Regions from separate parts of the Homo sapiens genome. Here regions 1 and 2 are each linked to region 3. Evidence: chromatin contacts called from ENCODE Hi-C or POLR2A ChIA-PET data. All regions are on one chromosome and are shown on one strand. The core of a region is the stretch at or near the end of the contact, and the rest is flanking DNA. Distances in the headings are between cores, read along the strand shown.

Region 1 (4,381 bases), core at 848-3,347, 73 kb after region 3:
CCCTACACATGAGTAGATCAGGGATCATCCAGAGATTTAGGCAGAGTTTATATACAGAATTTGGGGTTCCTTCCTGCCCACTGGCTCATTTTCCTCCCAGGAATTTCCTCTCATTTTGCAGCAGCTATGGATTGCCCTGAACTCTATCCTTTTATCTTTAAGCTAGAAAGTCTGTGGGGGTTTCTGTTGGAGTTTTAGCTCTCCCATGTAGCACAGACCAGGACCAGTTGTCAGGCTAAAAGCTGTAAACATCAGAGAACTCTCCCCGTATTATTCCTTTCTTAAAAGAGTTGACTCCCTTCTTCTCATTCTCCAGTGCCTTCCTGCATTAGTCCGTTCTTTTCACTGCTATAAATAAATACCTGAGCTTGGGTAATGTATAAAGAACAGAAGTTTAATTGGCTTACGGTTCCATAGGCTTTACAAGAATCATGATGCTGGCTTCCGGGGAGGCCTCAGGAAACTTACAGTCATGGCGGAAGGCAAAGGGGGAGCTGGCACTTCCTGTGGCTGGAGCAGGAGCAAGAGAGAGAGAGGGGGGGAAGACAACCAGATCTCATGAGAACTTACTATCAAAGGAATAGCACCAAGGGGATGTTGCTAAACCATTCAGAAAGGACGACCCTCATTATCCTGTCACCTTGCACCAGGCCCCACCCCCAACATTGGGGATTACAGTGACATGACATTTGGGCAGGGACACAGATCCAAACCATACATTTCATATAGTTGTTCTATAAATTTTATCCAGAGATGAGGATTGCTTGAGCTCAGGAGTTAGAGACCAGCCTTGGCAAGATAGGGAGATCCCATCTCTACCAAAAATTAAAAAAAAAAAAAAAAATTAGCTGGGTGTGGTGGTGCGTGCCTGTGGTTTGTCCCAGCTACTTGGGAGGCTGAGGTAGGAGGATTGCTTGGGCCTGGGAGGTAGAGGATGCAGTGAGCACCACTGCACTCCAGCCTGGGTGACGGAGTGAAACCCTGTCTCAGAAAAAAATTCTTTTTAATTTTAATCCAGAGTTTATAGTTTTATCTATGGGAGGGTCATTTGGAAAGTTGGCCATTACTTGGCCAGAAGCAGAACCCTCCCTGCTTACATTTTGAGAAAAATAGATTGAGATTCTATAGTATTCTGCTTTAGTTTTTCTTTCTTGATCTCATATGGTACTTGTCTTTTGCTGACACTATTCATTCATTGAAATTAATAACCTTGCAAAATAAAAATATAAGAAGTCAGTGTGGCTCACCCTCCACCCTCCACTCCCACTCCATCTTTCATCCCGTTTTTATTTCCACGTCTGTCTAACTTGGCTCTGCCTGGTGCCTTTATAGCTAAAATTAGCCACACTTGATATTTTTAACTCTACGGTGCTTGGAAAGTATTTTGAGAGGCTTTGCCATATAACTTCATGAAAATAATGTGAGGAAAAGAAGAACTACAGGAAACAGGTGAAATAATCTATTCAGTTACTGAGAAAAGTTTCTTATTAATGGGAGAATTTATTAAGATAGGGAAGTATGTGTTGCCAAGTGAAGTGTTTTCCCACATTTTTCTTTTTTTTCTGTGACCATTTCTAGATGTCTGTACTTTTTGTGAACTCTCATGCTGTGAATGACGGTTTAGGTTTGCTGGTGCACTGGGAATTGATCTTTGAAAATTACAAGTCCAGTTAAAAAAAGATGGGTGGCCAGACGAAGAATCTGAGCCCTGTGTGCCTATATGTGTGCTAAAAGTCACGGAGCTTATGAAATCTGAGGTAATCTTGGCTTTTTTTTTTTTTTTTTTTGGTTTTTTTCTTGAGACAGAGTCTCGCCCTGTTGCCCAGGCTGGAGTACAGTGATGCGATCTCGGCTCACTGCAACTTCCACCCTCCCAGGCTTCAGCCTCCCAAGTAGCTGGGATTACGGCACGAGACACCATGGCTGGCTAATTTTTGTATTTTTAATAGAGACAGGGTTTCACCATGTTGGCCAGGCTGTTCTCGAAGTCCTGATCTCAAATGATCCACCCACCTTGGCCTCCCAAAGTGCTGGGATTACAGGCGTGAATTGCACCCGGCCCAATCTTAAGTAGTTTAAGGTCTTGGGGTCAGGCACGAGGGAGTGAAGGGGTAGTGTGTTACTTATAGCCACACAATAAATTACACAAAGTTTTAGTGGCTTAAAACGTCACGTATTTATTACACAGTTTCTGAGGGTCAGGATTCTGGGTTTGGCTTAGGTGGTTCCTCTAGCTCAGGGTCTTTCATAAATGCAGTCAAAATGTTGGCCAGGGCTGCAGTCTCAACTGAAGTCATCACGGGGGGAGGAGGATCTGCTTCTAAGCTCATTCACATTAATGGATTGGATTTAGTTGCATGCCAGCTGTTAGACTGAGGGCCTCATTTTATTCCTGATAATTGTCTCGTGTGGGCCTCTCCATAAGGTGGTGGCAAGCTAGATGGAAGCCAGAGTCACTTCGTAAATTAACCTTGGAAGTGACATTCCATATATATATATATGTATTTTTTTTCCCATATTCTGTTCAGTAGAGGTAAGTCTCTGGGCATGAATACTAGGAGGTGTGGAGATTATTAATAGCTATTTTTTTGTTGTTGATGAGTTGAGGGTGTGGGGAAGAAGAAGAAGGTATAATAAATTTTTATTTCTTACAGTGTATACTTAGAGTAGGAACCAGAATCACACAGTAGGGTGAGAAATTTTAAAAGCAAAGTTTACCACTAGGAAGCTATGTGATGTCTTACATAGGAAGAACAGCAAAGCATCTCAAATAAAGGAACATAACAAAACTTTAAACATTGAAAGGTTCTTTTTCTGTAGTTTTAGGTTGAAGTTTTATCTTAATTTTCTAGTCAATATTTTTCTACACTGACTTGGATGAAAATATTTATAACTGAAAATATATTATTTCTTTTTACCTATTCTTTTTGAAAGATGTAAAGACATATTCTTCTAATTGGCTAATAGATTTCAAAGTTCATGTGCGTCCTGTAATGTGCTAAACTCATACATTGTGTAGTAACAAAGTTGGAGTAGTTTAAATAAAATAATGGAACGATAGCTGCTATTCTATTCTTCATGTTTCTGTGTGCATGTCTGTGTGAATCTCTATCTGTATCTATAGTTTGATGTCTAAAATGTTTCCCACAGATTTTGTCTTTCATGTAATTCTTTGAAGAAAGTTGAGATTCTATTTGAAGGAAACTTTCCCTGGAGTATTAATTTTATGAATAAGTTTCTTCCTACTGCCTTAAAAAAATCTGATATTCTAGACATGTTTTTGTTATAGGTTAACATTGTATCTTCAGTAATGAAACCTTTAAAATAAACCTTGGTTATTTCTAAAAAGAACATAAATTTCAGCAAATAAATTCTTTCCTCTTAGCTTCAAATTAAATATAACATGAAGTATAATGTGGAAATAATAGAAAATATGTGAAGAGGTAATTTTGTGGAACTAATATAGTTTATAGTCAGAATCTTTCTTTTTTTAGTAGAGTGGTTGCAAGTCCAGACCTGGAAGCAGACTGGCTGCTTTAAGTCCCATTTCTGCCTCTCCCTACAGTATGTCTTTAGTCAAGTTAATTCACTTCTTGTGTCTCCATTTCCTATCTGTAAAATGGGGATATTAACGGTACCTACCACATAAGGTTGTTGAAGAAATAAGCGAATTAATAAAGGCAAAGCACATAGAACCATATATGGCACTTAGTAAGTACTATATACATATCCTTATTTTTTACTATTATTAGTAGTATTATTAGTATCAACACTGGCTCAGTAACTGCTTATGTCACTTAATTGTCTCTGGGATTTAGGTCTTTCATAACATAAACCAAGAGATTTGGATTCTTTATAACTGACTAACTGGGGAGCTGTTAGTCTCTATTAGATAGTAATTCACTGATAAGATTTTTCCTCATTGATAGGATTTTTTGTGCCTACAGTTAAACAATACTCTGAAATATTTATAGACAGTTGTAGAGTGCATTCTTCTGAAACTGTTGGTTTTAATTTTTCCAAGTAACGTTTGCTTTATCTTTGTTAATTAGTCTTTCATATTACAAGAAAGAGCATTGCTTGAATTTTTTCTGTGCTGCTTAGCAGCAGGCTGTCTTTGTCATTATGTGGCCAGCTAGAGTTGCACACACAGAGCAGGTTCCCACCCTAGATAATCTCAGTCTTACTAGTTTGTTAATATTTCTTTCTTTTCTTCCTTTTTTAAGAGAGAGTGTCTCGCTCTGTCGCCCAAGCTGGAATGCAGTGGCTCAGTAATAGCTCACTGTAACCTTGCACTCCTGGGCTGAAGTGGTCCTTCTACCTCAGCCTCCCAAGTAGGTGGGACTACAGGTGCACACCATTGTGCCTGGCTAATTTATTT
Region 2 (4,645 bases), core at 602-3,101, 94 kb before region 3:
TTTGGACTCGGCCGCTTCCAAGAGTGCTCTGAACAATTAAAACCTCAATGAATACATTCAGTGCATGAAGACGGATGTGCCAGGGGGATTTTCAAATCTTCGGCTGCATCTTTGAGTGTGTGTAAACCTCGGGCCAGTTGCCTGGCAGGCCAGCCTGCGGCATGGGTCTTGACTTTCCCGATTGTGAAATGAGGATGAGAAATCTTGGCCTTGGAATGGAGGGAAATGAAAGAGGGGCATCTGACCGACTCTCAGAAAGACACAGGCAGGGAGCTCTGGAGGCTTCTTAGAAGGAAGAACCAGCCCGGCGCGGTGGCTCATGCCTGTAATCCCAGCACTATGGGAGGCTGAGGCAGGCGGATCACCTGAGGTCAGGAGTTTGAGACCAGCCTGACCAACATGGAGAAACCCTGTCTCTACTGAAAATATAAAATTAGCTGGGCGTGGTGGCAGGCGCCTGTAATCCCAGATACTCGGGAGTCTGAGCCAGGGGAATCGCTTGAACCCGGGAAGCAGAGGTTGCGGTGAGCCGCGACTGCACCACTGCGCTCCAGCCTGGGCAACAAAAGCGAAACTCTGTCTCAAAAAAAAAAGAAGGAAGAACAAATATGAATCACAAGCAACATTATTACCTTAGCAAGTGTTTGAGCCCCCAGTCTAAATGTGTAAAGTAATCTGCTCAGGCTTAAGAAAATCTCTTTTCCCCTATCACACTGGATGTATGAACACATGACCAGCAGAGGCCATCTAACTGAATGGGTTTTCATGCCTCCCCTCTCTGCTCAGGTGGTGAGTTCCCTGAGGCCCGGTCTGGATCTTATGTTTTACTTGTGTCTTCTCTGAGCTCTTGGTACCACACTGAGCAGCACACGGTGAGCAGCTCCGCATAGTGATCTGCCCGACTTACATGTTACAAAAAGGCCCCGAATGGAAACAGGCCTCCAGGAAGAGTGTCTAGAAAAGTAAGGGTCAGGCAGGGTGCCGGTGGCTCACGCCTATAATCCCAGCACTTTGGGAGGCTGAGGTGGATGAATCACTTGAGCCCAGGAGTGCGAGACCAGCCTGGGCAACATAGCAAGAACTTGTCTCTACAGAAAAAAGAAAAGAAATACTAGCTGGGTGTGGCAGCTCATGACTGTAATCACAGTGCTTTGGGAGGCTGAGGCAAGAGGATAGCTTGAGCCTGGGAGATTGAGGCTGTGGTGAGCCATGTTCATGCTACTGCACTCCAGCCTGGGCAACATAAGAGACACTGTCTCAAAAAAATAAATAAAAAATAAAAGGCTAGGCATGGTGGCTCACACCTATAATCCCAGCACTTTCAGAGGCTGAGGCAGGCGGATCACTTGAGCCCAAGAGTTTGAGACCAGCCTGGGCAATATGGCAAGACCCTGTCTCTACAAAAAGTACAAAAATTAGCTGGACATGGTGGTGTGTGTGTGTAGTCCCAGCTACTTGGGAGGCTGAGGTGGGAGGATCACTTGAACCCAGGAGGCTGAGGCTGCAGTGAGCTATGATTGCACCACTATGCTCCAGCTTAGGTGACAGCCAGACCCTGTCTCAAAAAAAAAAAAAAAAAAAAAGAAGAAAAGTAAGAGTCTTCTCTCTGCCCTCCCCGAGAACAATCTTGAGGCCCAGAGAGCAGGTGCGAGCTAGCTGGGGGGTCCTGGCACCTCAGGTGAGGCTGCTGGAGGCCCAGGCCCGAAGGCCCAGGCGCTCCCTCCCCTTCAGAAGCCCAGCTCTTCAGGCCCTCCCTGTATCCTCCACACCCAACCCTCTTCAGTCCTCCAGGAAACATCATGAGGGTTAATTATTTCTCAGGGCTGACTCAGACAGCAGTTTTCTGCCAAAGCATTCTGTCAGCCAAGCACGGTCCTGCTGTTACCCCTGTGAGGGAGCCTTTGTAAGCTGTGTCGGGAGGAAACTCCTCAGCAGGGAAGCCCAAAGCCCCGTAGCCTGGGGTGGGGTCCTGCCTGATCCCGTCAGGTGGGGCTGGTTGCTGGGAGGGCGCCCTCCCCAGTGTGAGAAGCCAGCTCCAGAACGCTCTCACCGCCAGGCTGCCTTTCAGCCAGTCCCTGTGGGGCAACGCTTGCCTTTCGTTTTGTTGATTGGAGATTGTGTCTCTGAATAGAGCTTAATGTCCTTTTGAAATTATCTGTTCTTTTTTATTCTTTTTTTTTTTTTTTTTTGAGATAGAGTCTTGCTCTGTTACCCAGGCTGGAGTGCAGTGGCTTCATCCCAGGGCTCACTGCAACCTCCGCCTCCTAGGTTCAAGCGATTCTCCTGCCTCAGCTTCTGGAGTAGCTGGGATTACAGGCGCCTGCCACCATGCCTGGCTAATTTTTGTATTTTAGTAGAGACGGGTTTCGCCATGTTGGCCAGGCTGGTCTCAAACTCCTGACCTCAAGCAATCCACCCACTTTGGCATCCCAAAGTGCCGAGATTACAGGTGTGAGCCACTGCACCTGGCCTTTTTTTTCTTTCTTTTAAAAATTTCTCCTGCTTTCTCCATTTGGTTTAGATTGCTGCTGTGTTCCTAAATGCTGAAGGTGAATGATGGGGCGTCCGGAGGAGAGGGATGACACTCAAACAAAAACCGTCTGCCTAGGAGGCCAAACTGGGGGAGAGTGGGGGGGGACAGAGGGGGTCTCTTGGAGGAAGGAGGCCTGGGAGATCTTCTCTCTCATATCAGAGAACCTGAGGGACTGGGATGGCCCTGAATGGAGATTCAAAGACGCTGAACTGTGCTTGAGACACCTGGGACCAGAAGCCAGGAGGGAGGAGGTAGAGAGAAGTAGAACAAGGTAGCCCCGTGAATTCACTGCATGGCAGCCATTAGCTTCACCTGCCCTCTGACCAGGCCGACACCAGCACCCTGGGCACCCCATGTGAGTAGGAAGGTGTGTGGTGCTGTGCAAACCCGATTATTCCCCAAGTAACCCATGCTGCATCTACAGCTTCCTGCTGCTGCGCCAGAAGCTGTGCCCTCTTATGGAAAGAAGAGCACTTCCTTCATATAAAAGCAGCCAGGTGAAGGCAAGGCTATTCTTGCACGAGAAATGATGATTATACAGATCAATTCCATCTTCTGGAGGAACCCCAGACAGTGGTAAATTACACAGTTACAGTTGTACCTTAAGCCCCATCTCCCCACCCCCCACAAAACAACAGAAAACCCAACAACCATGTTTTGCAGCAAAAATATTTACAGGACAGTTACTATGCACAAGCAAGTATTTTATATATTATGTCATTTAATCTTCTCAAGAACCCTGTGATGTATTTACCAATGAATGAACAGAGAGAGAGGCTAACAGCTAGCCAGAAATCACAGGGCCAGAAGGGTATGAAAGCTAGGCCTGGCAAGGCTGAGAATACAGCAGGACTTGGCATCTGGTAAGTGTTCCATAAATCCTTGTTGAAGGAATAAATGGGTCTGCCAGGCTCCATGATCAGGGCTTGCCTACTGCTCCCTAAGCCATAATTCCTGTTCCAAGGATCTGGGTAAGTCAGGGCCTACAAATATGCCCCAGGGAAGTTTTCTAAGATCCTGTTCTCATCTTTCTTCTGTGCTCTCCTCTCCCCAGCTGCCATCCTGTATCCCTTCCAAGAAGGCATAGAATGGAGGAGTTAATTTGTTATTTGATGTACCAAGTATAGTATTTGAGTGCCTACCAATGGTGCCAAGCATTGTTCTGGATGCTGGGGTCATAGGAGTGAACAAAACAGGTTAGGATCACATTTTGAAGATCACATTCTAGCCAGGGTACAGACTTGGCTGAGAGATCAGTTCTGGCTGAACTGATCAGGTAGGATTGAGGTAAGAGCTCTGTGACTCCTTAGCTATGGGCTGCTGTGTGCACATGGGGGCAGGCACCAGCGCTCCCTCACCAATGAGGTGCACTTTCGTCCTTGTGGTTGCAGAAGTGGTTTCAGCACCTCTGCCTCTCTGCTGTGGCCTCTTCCCTGGCCATGGTTTTCATCCCAGGATGGGCTCCTCAAAGTGTCTTTGCCACATGACCTAGAATTGAGACTAAGAGATTCAGTCTGGGCTGAGCTCATGTTAAAACCCAGGAGGCCAGGTGCGGTGGCTCACGCCTATAAATCCCAGCACTTTGGGAGGCCGAGGCAGGCAGATCACAAGGTCAAGATATTGAGACCATCCTGACCAACATGGTGAAACCCCGTCTCTACTAAAAATACAAAAATTAGCCGGGCATGGTGGTGGGTGCCTGTAGTCCCAGCTACTTGGGAGGCTGAGGCAGGAGAATCGCTTGAACCCAGGAGGTGGAGGTTGAAGTGAGCTGAGATTGCGTCAACTGCACTCCAGCCTGGCGACACAGTGAGACTCTGTCTCAAAAAACAAACAAACAAAACCAGGAGCTAATGCATGGCCCTTATTTTTAACTTTTATTTATTTATTTATTTATTTATTTTAAGTTCCTCGGTACATGTACAGGATGTACAGGTTTGTTAACACAGGTAAATGTGTGCCATGATGGTTTGCTGCACCTATCAACCCATCACCCAGGTGTTAAGCCCAGCATGCATTAGCTCTTTTCCCTAATGCTCTCCGTTCCCCTGCCCACCCCCAACAGGCCCCAGTGAGTGCTGTTCCCCTCCCTGTGTCCACGTGTTCTCACTG
Region 3 (4,337 bases), core at 1,254-3,753:
TGGCAGGAGATAGCTTGAGTCATTACAGCACTCTCTCCACCCCTTTTGGCCCTTTGTAAGAGTTTTCCCTGAAACATAAGCTCTGTCGGATTTACTGTATTGCTATGAATGGACTAAGGCAAATTGGTGTGACTTCTCTGTGGTCGAATATGTTTTATTAATACTTTTCCAAGATGGTTCAATATGTCTTAATTTTTCCAAGAAAAAACTCTCCACAGCACATGTTCAAATACTTGAGGTATGTGTTTCAAACTACAGGGAGAAACTTACGTAAGACAATGACCCTCATAGTTGGTAGCTATGATTTTTAATCATGCCTGTTGCACTAATTGATCCAGTTACTTGAGCTCTATGTTTCCCTGTCTCTACTTGCAATATGGCAACTAGAACATTTGACTGGCAAGTTTGTTTTCTCTCCAGTGGTTGGAGATCCTTGAATAAAATGCCCTCTGTAATGGTAAGCTGTAATTAGATATGTGGGTGGAAATTAGCGTTCTTCAAGTACACCATGTTTAAGGCAGAGGCATCATGCTTTCTACTACCTGAGGCCACCTTGATCCTCTGCCATAGCTCCGGGTCACTGCTTCTATAGGGCTGTTGGTCTAAGGCTGCCGGTTCCAAAAAGAAAATAACTCGGTATTGAGCTCTGAAACCAGGAATTTTATTTATTTATTTATTTATTTATTTATTTATTTATTTTTTAGATGGAGTCTCGCTCTGTCACCTAGGCTGGAGTGCAGTGGTGTGATCTGAGCTCACTACAACCTCCTCTTCCCGGGTTCAAGCGATTCTCTTGACTCAGCTGGGATTACAGGCGTGCACCACCACGCCCGGCTGTTTTTTTATTTTTTATTTTTAGTAGAGACAGGGTTTCGCCATGTTGGCCAGGCTGGTCTGGAACTCCTGACCTCAGATGATTCGCCTGCCTCAGCCTCCCGAAGTGCTGAGATGACAGGCGTGAGCCACCGCACCCGGCTGAAACCAGGAAGCTTTTTTTATGGTTAAAAATGGGCTACACAGTTCAATTATAGACAAATCAGGCATTGACCACGGATCACTATAACCTGTCTTTTCATTTGGAAGTGTACATTATCCCAACCTTCCTAACTATCTTTTGAATGGTACCTGCATCTTAAAACAAAACACCAAAACTTTTGAATGGATTCCTGGAGTCATGGTAGGTCCTCCATTTTGGATGAGATCCTTCAGCAATAGGATCCCTGTAGCAACAACCCTTTTCTATCCTCCTCACCTTTTATACAGAAAGTACATCCCTGTCTTCCGGACTAAAAGGGGGCCGTAATTCGTACAGTTAAAAATTTTATTATTGGATTTGTTTTTAGATTTAAAAAAAACCGAAAACAAAACCTTCAACAACGATCAATTCTGGCTTCCTGGATGCCCTCCTCCCCGACTTGACTTGAAATGAAATTGCCTCGCCAGTATTTTATATCTACTTTTTAAGGGAGGTGACTTCAAGACCATTGGGAATGACGAAAAATTTAAAATTATCATTAGTTCCTCTCTCTCCCCGCCCCCTGCCCGGGATTCCCTCTTTGCTAATGACGCTGGAAAGCGGCTCCACTGGCTGCGTTTCTCTTCTTCCACTCTTGCGGCAACACACTGTTCCGCGCGCGTCTCCCGGCGACTGCGTTTCCCCGAGAGTCGGCTGCGTTCGTTTGGGGATGAAGTCATCCCTATACCTAGTGTGCACATCAACTCGTTCCATCGGCGCAGCACGCTGGGATTCCTCGGGAAGAAAAGGAGCGAAGGGAACAATGATGACCATATTTTCCATTTATATGCCCCTCCTCAACTCCGCAGGAATCGCTGGGCGCAGCCGCGGCGAGGGCGGGCAGTTGGGCTGACCGGGATGCCCCCCGATTCCCTCATCCCCGTCCTGAGACCGCAACAGGGCGGGCTGAGCACTCGCCCCGCGCGAGGGCACCCGGCCGCGAGCCGACCCGGAGTCTCCTGGCCCGGCCCTGTGCCCAGTCACGCGTCCAAGCTCCCCACGCCGGTGCCTACGGGTCTGGCGCCCAGGAGGTCTCGGCGCCTCGGTCTCCGCACCGTGGCCGTGGGGGAGGCCTCGGAGCTCCCCAAGCCTCTGGGGAGCGGGAGGCGACGGGGAGGGGGCCGACGGTCAAGGACAACCACGGGCGAGGAACCCCGGCCGACAACTGGCCGGAGGTGTTGGGCGGGAGGGGGGGGTGGTGGCCCGCCCGAATCCCAGAGGGGTGCAGGGGGCGGGGTAGGGAGGCAACAAAGAGCCTCTCTCCGCCGCCGCCGCCGTCGCGCTCGCTCTCTCCCAGCCTCGCTCTCCGCAGTCCGGCGGGGGCCCGGCCGCCGGCGCGGGGGAGTGCGCCCGGCCCCCCGCCTCCCCTTTCCTCCCCTCCCCCCGCACCGCCCCCTCGCCCCCGGGGGAAGGAGGGGAGGAGGGCGGCGCCTGCGTGTTCCTCCGCCGCGCGCCCCGCCTCCTCCCGGGTTCCTCGCGGCGATCCCGACTCTCCTCCCGCGGCTGCAGCAGCTGCCGGTTGCACACGGCCTCGGCGGCGGCGCGGCGAGCGCGGGCCTGTGGAGCGGCGGCCGGGCGCGCGGCCCCGGCGGGCACCCCTCAGAGGGCGGCCGAGGAAGCTCCGGGAGGAGGAGCAGGACCACGAGGAGGTGGGAGGCGGCGGCCGCCTGGGGACCAGCTCCGCGCCTCGGCCTCTCCGCCCCCTCCCCAGCCTTTCTCTCGCCCTCTTCTCCCACACTCCCGGCCGGCGCCTCGGCTTTGTGCGAGGAGATGGTGTAGCCCCCTGGCCGCCGAAGGAGGAGCCGGACACTTGTCTCCCGTCTCCGAGCTGCTCCCCACCCCTGGAGGAGAGACCCCCCCCTCGGCTCGGCGCCTTCTGCGTCTCCCGGCTGGTGGGGAAGCCTCTGCGCCGCCGGCACCATGAGGTGAGGGGCGCGCGGGGCGGGGGCCGGGCGGGCCATTGTGCCGCGGGAGCCGCGACCCCCGTTCTCCTCGGACCCCGCCTTCCCTCTCCCGGCCCGGCGCGTCTCCCCTGGTCTCCGGTCTGTTCCTCCCCCCTCCGCCTTTTGTCCCTTCCAATTTCTCTTTCTTTCTTGGAAACCTCCCCAACCCGTGTGGTTTGGGGGTCTCGCTTCATCGTTCTCTCATTTTTCCTCAAATGCTCTTCTTTCACCCAGGATTTCCCTTCCTAAATTTAATTTGCGCCTGGCTCCCTCCCCCAAGCCTTTGCAAGCGAAACCCGGGAGATGGGGAGGGGTTCGAGAATCGAAGCGTGCGTGTTGCTGGGAAACAGGTATTTTTTCGTATATATGTAAAAATTTCATGCACTTTTGCCTCCGAACTCTCGTGTTTAATTAAAAAAGGAAGAAAAGTTTGAAAGGTCTGAAATCTCTGCGGGTAATAAAGTGCCTCTGGTAGGGGTAGGTGAAGGAGCTGTGAAAGGTGAAATTTCACGATGGTGGGGGAAGGGAAAGAATTGATTAGGTTCACGTGGTGGGGGCAGTAAAAGACTGGGATAAGTAAGTTGGTAGGGGTGTGTAAGCGGGGGCGGGGAAGGGATCTGTTTGGAAAAGCCTTTTCTCCCCTTTCTCTGTAGCAGCCTGTGTTGCATTGCAGCAGCTGCTTTTTCCCTTTGCTCTGTACTCAATAAAACAGGAGCTAAATTATTTTTGCGGCCCCGAAGAATTGAATGTACTGTCGTAAAATATTTTTTTAATTGATACGATGAAACATATGGTATGATATTTTTCTTTATTGTTTCTCAAATTGTGTAGGAGAATAAACCGTGATGTGGTGTGTCATTCATTGGAGATTTTTTTTCCAGCCTTTCCTAAACCTGTTCTGTGTCCATAACCTTCTCTTTTCGGATTGGTGCAAGACTTCGTGTGAAATGGGACTTGGTAGACTGAAGGCTGATCCATTCTGCGTTATCATCCTTAAAGGCCTTCCTTTTGGGTTAAACAATTGTGGATAAAGTAAATTACTCCATTTCTCTCTCCTGGAAGAGATAGTCTTACAGTTCATTTGGATTTGAATCTCCTTTGTGTTAAAGATTAATGGCCAACCGTTGCTAAGACCTTTATAATGTAATACAATGAGATTTGAATGATATAATCTACAAATTCCTTCGCTTTGGCAAGAAAATGTCATGTCATTGGAATTCTTTCTCAATTTCGGTAGTTTCCATTTTAAACTTTGCTTTTCATTTTTTTTTTCTATCAAGGTTAAACGTGTTTCCATTTTGCTTTTATATATATATTGTGATATATCTTTGTTGAATTTTTACTTAGGCTTACTGTGAATTTGAATTTTTTTTTCTGAT

The links. A loop is a pair of places that touch in the nucleus more often than their neighbours do. ChIA-PET counts read pairs that join two places held with the same protein, here RNA polymerase II (POLR2A). Pooled maps may share reads with other maps.
Region 1: a map of Right ventricle myocardium inferior shows a loop between it and region 3 (2.9-fold over the local background). The contact joins the enhancer-like site here to the promoter of ENAH in region 3. A Hi-C loop is called at or near these places in 25 of 168 maps with a recorded cell type or tissue (Caco-2, IMR-90, Right ventricle myocardium inferior and 12 more) and 12 of 50 pooled maps. POLR2A ChIA-PET finds 5 or more read pairs at or near these places in 15 of 52 experiments (A549, AG04450, Caco-2 and 10 more).
Region 2: a loop to region 3 is called in a map of heart left ventricle, with 4 times the contacts of the local background. The contact joins the enhancer-like site here to the promoter of ENAH in region 3. A Hi-C loop is called at or near these places in 20 of 168 maps with a recorded cell type or tissue (A673, Caco-2, IMR-90 and 13 more) and 20 of 50 pooled maps. POLR2A ChIA-PET finds 5 or more read pairs at or near these places in 17 of 52 experiments (A549, AG04449, AG04450 and 14 more).

What each region holds. Positions count from the first base shown.
Region 1 is chr1:225,578,319-225,582,699 of GRCh38, reverse strand. All of the region lies in intron 1 of ENAH (ENAH actin regulator), which reads left to right. Among named protein-coding and RNA genes, the nearest start is that of ENAH, 73 kb to the left of the region's middle. Within about 2 kb of position 2,097, at least 2 of the 41 ENCODE cell types and tissues checked have a DNase peak (open chromatin) inside an H3K27ac peak, as active enhancers do.
Region 2 is chr1:225,744,182-225,748,826 of GRCh38, reverse strand. It overlaps LOC107985352 (a long non-coding RNA gene), which reads right to left. Exons shown (of 2, transcript XR_001738499.2): 2 at 3,235-4,021. Among named protein-coding and RNA genes, the nearest start is that of SRP9, 31 kb to the left of the region's middle. Within about 2 kb of position 1,851, at least 30 of the 41 ENCODE cell types and tissues checked have a DNase peak (open chromatin) inside an H3K27ac peak, as active enhancers do; they include A673, HCT116, PC-9 and 7 more, where a contact is called at or near this core.
Region 3 is chr1:225,651,289-225,655,625 of GRCh38, reverse strand. ENAH (ENAH actin regulator) reads left to right here and starts at 2,503. Exons shown (of 14, transcript NM_018212.6): 1 at 2,503-2,940. The coding sequence starts at 2,936. RefSeq lists a silencer at 2,524-2,653.